Linked DNA regions of Homo sapiens: region 2 is linked to region 1. A link is a contact called in ENCODE Hi-C or POLR2A ChIA-PET data. All regions are on one chromosome and are shown on one strand. Each heading gives the region's core, a stretch centred on a gene start or an enhancer-like site at or near the end of the contact. The rest is flanking DNA. Distances are from core to core; before and after follow the strand shown.

Evidence for each region. Hi-C counts contacts between places; a loop is a spot of excess contacts on that map. ChIA-PET counts read pairs that join two places held with the same protein, here RNA polymerase II (POLR2A). Pooled maps may share reads with other maps.
Region 2: a loop to region 1 is called in a pooled map, with 3 times the contacts of the local background. The contact joins the enhancer-like site here to the promoter of PNMA1 in region 1. A Hi-C loop is called at or near these places in 2 of 50 pooled maps. POLR2A ChIA-PET finds 5 or more read pairs at or near these places in 4 of 52 experiments (H1, PC-3, PC-9 and 1 more).

The regions. Positions count from the first base shown.
Region 1 is chr14:73,712,584-73,715,633 of GRCh38, forward strand. PNMA1 (PNMA family member 1) reads right to left here and starts at 1,801. Exons shown (of 1, transcript NM_006029.5): 1 at 1-1,801. The coding sequence starts at 1,056. It overlaps MIDEAS (mitotic deacetylase associated SANT domain protein), which reads right to left. Exons shown (of 13, transcript NM_001367710.1): 13 at 2,539-3,050. RefSeq lists enhancers at 1,197-1,256, 2,197-2,266 and silencers at 1,347-1,516, 1,697-1,976.
Region 2 is chr14:73,476,369-73,479,418 of GRCh38, forward strand. It overlaps HEATR4 (HEAT repeat containing 4), which reads right to left. Exons shown (of 18, transcript NM_001220484.1): 18 at 2,116-2,474. The coding sequence ends at 2,238. Among named protein-coding and RNA genes, the nearest start is that of RIOX1, 13 kb to the right of the region's middle. Within about 2 kb of position 1,428, at least 3 of the 41 ENCODE cell types and tissues checked have a DNase peak (open chromatin) inside an H3K27ac peak, as active enhancers do.

The sequences.
Region 1 (3,050 bases), core at 551-3,050:
GTGCCCTTCCAGGCCTAACTGCAGAAGGGTGGCCTCAGCCTCCTCCTCCTCCTCCTTGGCTTCCTCCTCACGGATCTGCACCAGCAACTGAAAGAGGTTTGGGGCTGGCCCTTCCCCAGCCCCGGTAAGCCACAGCTGCCTTCGGATGGCCCCGCTGTGGTTGGCCCCGGCAATGACCTGCTCTAGGCGGGCCTGGTTCACATTATCTTTATCAATGGCCCCCTTCTCTACCACCTTCTGTAGCAGAGGCTCCAGACGAATGACATAAGCAGACAATTTTTCTCCCGGGTTCTGATAAGTGTTCAGAAATTTGATCTGGGCATCCCTAGAGCTCTCAACGCTCCCAAACACCTGCTCAAGCGCCTTCAGGCATTCGGCAGTGGTTATCGCGGGGTTGTTGGACTTAAGGATGCGAATAACATCAGCGGCGGGGCCTCTAAGACTCTCCATCAACCGCCGCCTCTTTTCTACATCGGACACCTGCCACTCCTCTAGGACCTCATTAGTGTGCTCCAGCCAGGGATCAAAGGTTTCCTCTCCAGGCCCTGGGATGTCCCTCCCCGAGAAAAGTGTCAGCCTCTTGTACCATATGGACTCAACAAGAGGCTGAATAACATTATCCAAAATATAGTTTAGCATCTCTGCTGGCATCTCTGGGCCCGGGGTCGGAGTAGGGTTCTGAAACCCAAGGACACGGGCAACATCTTGCACGGTCCACCCCTCTCTAGCTAGGAAGAGGTGCAATCTTTCTAAAAATTCAGCATCAGAAGTTGGGGGCTTAAATAACACTTTCCAGACCCCTCCTTTGCCCGGCATCTCCCTGGGGATCGCGGCGTAATCTACAGCGCCAGTGAGCTCTAATAAGGCTGCTTTCGCATTTTCTTCCCTCCAGAACATTCTCCCAAGCATTCGGTAGGAGACCTGGGGCATCGCAGCCTGGAGGGTCTCTTCGATTTCAGCCTCATCACAGTTCACTGGGATGCCCCAGACTAACAGAGCTCTCTGGGAGTTCACATCCATCCCCCGGCACCAGTCTTCCAACAGTGTCATCGCCATTTTCTCAACTATCAAGACGCCAAATTCTACCAACAGACTGTGGCTCACCGTGCTCCTGGCCTTAGAACAATACCAGACACTCCCACCAAGTAGGCCCGAGGGAGGCGACCTTCATGCAGTCACGATTAACAAAGACAGAGTCCTGATCTCGCCCTTCTCTGCCCCCACAGTCAGTCCGTAGGTGCACTCGGAGCCGAGCTCGGGGACGCTGAGGCAGTCACGCGGCCGTCGCCATCTTGCGTCTGGGTCTGGGTCCGGTCGGGTCCGCCGCCTGCAGCAGGGGCGTCGCGTCGTCGTGCAGCGGGCGAGGAGCGACGGCGGGCGGCGAAGGCAGGCGCGCTGGGCCGAGAGCCGCCGGGGTGTGGTCGCGGGGCGTGGCCGCCGGGCGCTCGCTGCGGCTCCTGGAGAGGATCGGGCGTTCGCGGTCGCAGCCTGGTCTTCCCGCGGGCGAGGAGCGGCCGTTTGGGAGACTAGCCAGAGGGAGAAACTGTGCCGAAGTCGCGGCGGCTGCGGGCCAGCGGAAAGCGGCTTCTTGGCGGGCGCGGGGACTCCTCTGGGCGGGCGGCGAGGACGGCCGAGGACCAGAAACGAAGGCAGCAGAGGAGCAGGAAAGTCGGAGAAGCGAGGCTGGAGACAGCAGAGGCGAGGGTGGGAAGGGGCGGCCGCGGCGGCCCGCAGCGGTTCAGGCGCTGCGCGGCTGCTCTGGCGTCCAGTCCTACCCGCAACCCGCCGCGACGTTACTGCTGCAGTGGAGGATGGGGCCAGCCGGCGAGCGGCGTCCGCCCCGCCCCGCCCCGTCCCGCCCCCGCGGCGGAGCTGCTCGGGCGTCTCCATGGCAACGGTGTCCCAGCCGGCGCGAGGCACGCCTGCTCCGGCGGCTCGCGGGGGTCGAGCGGTTGCCGTGGAGCCAGCGAGGGGCTCGGGCATTTGTTTCTCTGATGGCGCATTTCCTTTTTCATAATTTAGCATTTTAACAGTAAACAACTACTACTAAGCACCGTGTTTTAAAAATAATAACCCAATCCTGGAGTGGATTTAAGATGATATTGTTGGAAATGCATCCCTCATGGTGGACTTGTCTACTCGGGTTGCTCAGCCAGTCCACCCTGCACGTGAAAATACTCTCCTCAGAACCCTGGCTTCCCGTTGCCCCTGACCACACTGTGCACCCTGCATATTTCATCCCAATGAAGCCAAAATGTCGGAGTGCGCCATTTCTGTGTATTTGTGTGAGACACTGAGTTTAGACTTTTTCTTGTCTAAAATTTTGTAAAAATCTGTCTGTGTCTACTGAGTCATCTTTTAGCCAGGCAAACATTAGTGTATTATTTTCCTTTTCCTGGCTGGCATCATTGACAATAGGCTGCTAAAAGAGAATCCTTATGGTTCAAAAATGTCGAGTAATCTCCCTGCAAGCAAGACAAGGCGCACTTACATCAACCCCAGATGGTGAAAATCCCAAGAGAACAAAGCATTCAACTCTGAATTTTTAAAACCTTATTTAATAAAAGGTTTAAAGATACAGAAGAACATTCAAAAGTAAATAAGTTACATAGGTACATTACAATCACATCAGCAAGATTCTTTAGTGTATTAATTTTTTTCTTATAAAAAGCACACAAAAAATAAAATCTTCAGTCTCTATCACAACTGTACAGCAAAAGAGGTAATATTTATATATGTACACTATTTTAATATGTAACAGTCTTTTTAAAAAAGGATGCCACAGGCAGCAAACACACAAAAGGCAGTGTCTGATCATTTTTGTTTCAAAATAAAAGGAATATACTTATTTATATGCTATTAAAATATCTGTACAATAATTACAGACTGTCAAGGCTGTTCCTGTGCTCTGTCCCCTCCAACAAAGCCTTCAACTTAGAGACAAATGAGGAAAAAGTGAAACAGCTGCAAATTGTTAGAAGCAAATATTAACATAGCAAAATGTGGGGAGGACACAATTGTTTTATAAAAATATCCCTACTTCCTGTAAA
Region 2 (3,050 bases), core at 178-2,677, 240 kb before region 1:
ATCTTGTGCCATCTCAGATCCAACACAAATTCCCATGTCTCCATGACGACTCCTGCCCCCCTTCCCTGAACTCCTACAGCACATCTGCTGTATACCACACAATTCTCACTAAATTAAGCATATTGTCTTTGAAAGGTTCTTGTGTGTCTGTCTTCTAAAACCCCTTGTAAACTCCTCGAGGACAAGGGCCATTTCTTCTGCTGCTGCTCCGTCTCCCACAGTGCTGATGGCCTAATAGACCCTCTGTATGGTCTTGCTGGCTGACTGACTGAAGGGTTCAGTTAGGCTCTCTTGCTCCTGCCAGCAAAGCAAAGAGTGCACAATAAAGTCCTTTCACTATGAAATGACAAATTCAAAGATAGAGGGGCTGAGAAAGTGCTCATACAGAATTATTCATTGTCTTGAATGTCTCATAGTAGCCAGATCCCAGAATCCTCAGGTTAGATGCGGAAGTAACTTTGATCCATGTGATAGTGCTTTTTAGATTAGTATTTCACTTAAAGGGAAAGTGTAAAGTAATACACATTCCATGGGTTACATGAGTCAAGGAAAGGGAAGAGTTTCTGTTACGAAGTTAGCTCATATCCCCAAAGACCCCCCCACCACCGTGTTTCATAGCAGTCAGGAATTTATAGAAGAAAATATTGCGTGCGCTCTCTCACTCTCTCTCTCTCTCTCTCCATATATATATATATATATATATATATATATATATATATATATATATTTTTTTTTTTTTTTTTTTTTTTTTTTTAGATGGTGGAGCCTTACTCTGTCGCTCAGGCTGGAGTGCAGTGGCGAGATCTCGGCTCAATGCAACATCCGCCTCCCAGGTTCAAATGATTCTCCTGCCTCAGTCTCCGGAGTAGCTGGGATTACAGGTGCCTGCCACCATGCCCCGCTAATTTTTGTATTTTTAGTAGAGACGGGGTTTCACTATGTTGGCCAGGCTGGTCTCGAAATCCTGACCTCAGGTGATCTGCCTGCCTCGGCCTCCCAAAGTGCTGGGATTACAGGCATGAGCCTCCATGCCCGGCCTTGCTTTTTATATTTTTGACAATAACAGAGCCACGGGAAGAAAGGATGTGATTAGGGGAAGAAAAAAGGGGAGAGGTTCATGTTGTCTTTATTTTCATTAATGAATGTCTCAAACATTTTAGGGTATAAATAGCAATCAGTATTTAGGAAAGGAAGCTGGATTCACACTACTTGGAAATCTGGGTCTTTACTCATCCATGGCAATTTTTGGGTATCATGTGCTCTTACAGAATCTCATCTTATGATATAGATTCAGTTTACAGCTATTCTATGATGCTTGAGTATTTCAAATATTAAGTACATTGAGGCTCATGAGAATTGCTAATCTGCCGTGTGAAACTGCAGAGTTGTTTCCCAAGGGTAGAGATGCATTCACATCCACCCACATAGTACAAAGGGGGAAATGATTACGCTGGCCTGGATTTTTTGTAATAGTCCCGTGACATGGCTTCCACATTGCTCTGTGGGCTGTGGTTAAAGAACCTAATCTAGAACAAGACAAGACTTGTAGATTTAAAAAGTCACCTAAGCTGTTTCTTTCCTAGACAAATGGGATTCTAGTTTGGGTTTTATTTTATTTTATTATTTTTTGAGACAGTCTCATTCTGTCATCCAGGCTGGAATGCTGTGGCGCAATCTCGGCTCACTGCAAACTCTGCCCCCTGGGTTCAAGCTATTCTCCTGCCTCAGCCCACCTAGTAGCTGGGATTACAGGTGTGTGCCACCACACTCAGCTAATTTTTTTGTATTTTTAGTAGAGACGAGGTTTCACCATGTTAGCCAGGATGGTTTCAAACTCCTGGCCTCATGTGATTCACCCACCTTGGCCTCTCAAAGTGCTGGGATTATAGGCATAAGCCACAGTGCCCAGCCCTAATTTGAGTTTCAGAGGGCAATTTGTACCGTTTGGAAAAGATGCTGGATCCTTCAATATTACTGCTTTAGAAAGATTTGGAACTCTGACCCATATTTAGTACATGACCTTTCTGGGGCGTGGAAAAATATGCTCTGTCATCTAATGTGATGTCAATTTTCTTTAACCTTCCATGTAAATAGTGCGCATTAAGACATGAGGTCTACTGTTAAATAATTTCTCTTTATAAACATAGTGACAACAAGATTGTACAGTATCAATTAAAAAGACCCAATGTGACCAGGTCCACTGCTTCCTGCATCTTGAAGTAAGACAAGTGTTCAGCTTAGAGATGAGCACCTTTCTTTCCAGAGGGAGAAGACATGATGGGAGAAAAAAATGTTCTCTCTGAGAATTTACCCAGATAAAGAGCTGGGTAGTCGGATCTAAATGGTCCCACAGCAATCCTTTTCTCGGGGGAGGTGCGTAGATCTTTGACAAGTGATGAACGAACTTTGCTTCGTGTGGTTAGGCCTGGGACTGAACTTTGTAACCAGGGATTTGGTGCGCGGGGCTTCACAGGCTGCAGAGAAACATGAAAACATGAGTGCATATGCCAAACGTGTCTCATGTGAGCGGCAGAGCCCAAGTGAAGGCCTCTTTGGCTATAGGGTGTCTCCTTTTTTTTTTTCTTTTTGAGACGGAGTCCCACTCTGTCGCCCAGGCTGGAGTTCAGTGGCGCAATCTCGGCTTACTGCAATCTCCGACTCCCGGGTTCAAGTGATTCTCTTGCCTCAGCCTCTGAAGCAGCTGGGATTACAGGCGCCCGCCACCACGCCCAGCTAATTTTTTTGTTTGTTTGTTTGTTTTTTTTGAGACGGAGTCTCACACTCTCTCCCAGGCTGGAGTGCAGTGGCGCCATCTCGGCTCACTGCCAGCTCCGCCTCCCGGGTTCACGCCATTCTCCTGCCTCAGCCTCCCGAGTAGCTGGGACTACAGGCGCCCACCACCACGCCCAGCTAATTTTTTGTATTTTTAGTAGAGACGAGGTTTCACCGTGTTAGCCAGGAGGGTCTCAATCTCCTGACCTTGTGACCAGCCCGCCTCGGCCTCCCAAAGTGCTGGGATTACGGTGTCAGCCACTGCGCCCGGCGTTTTT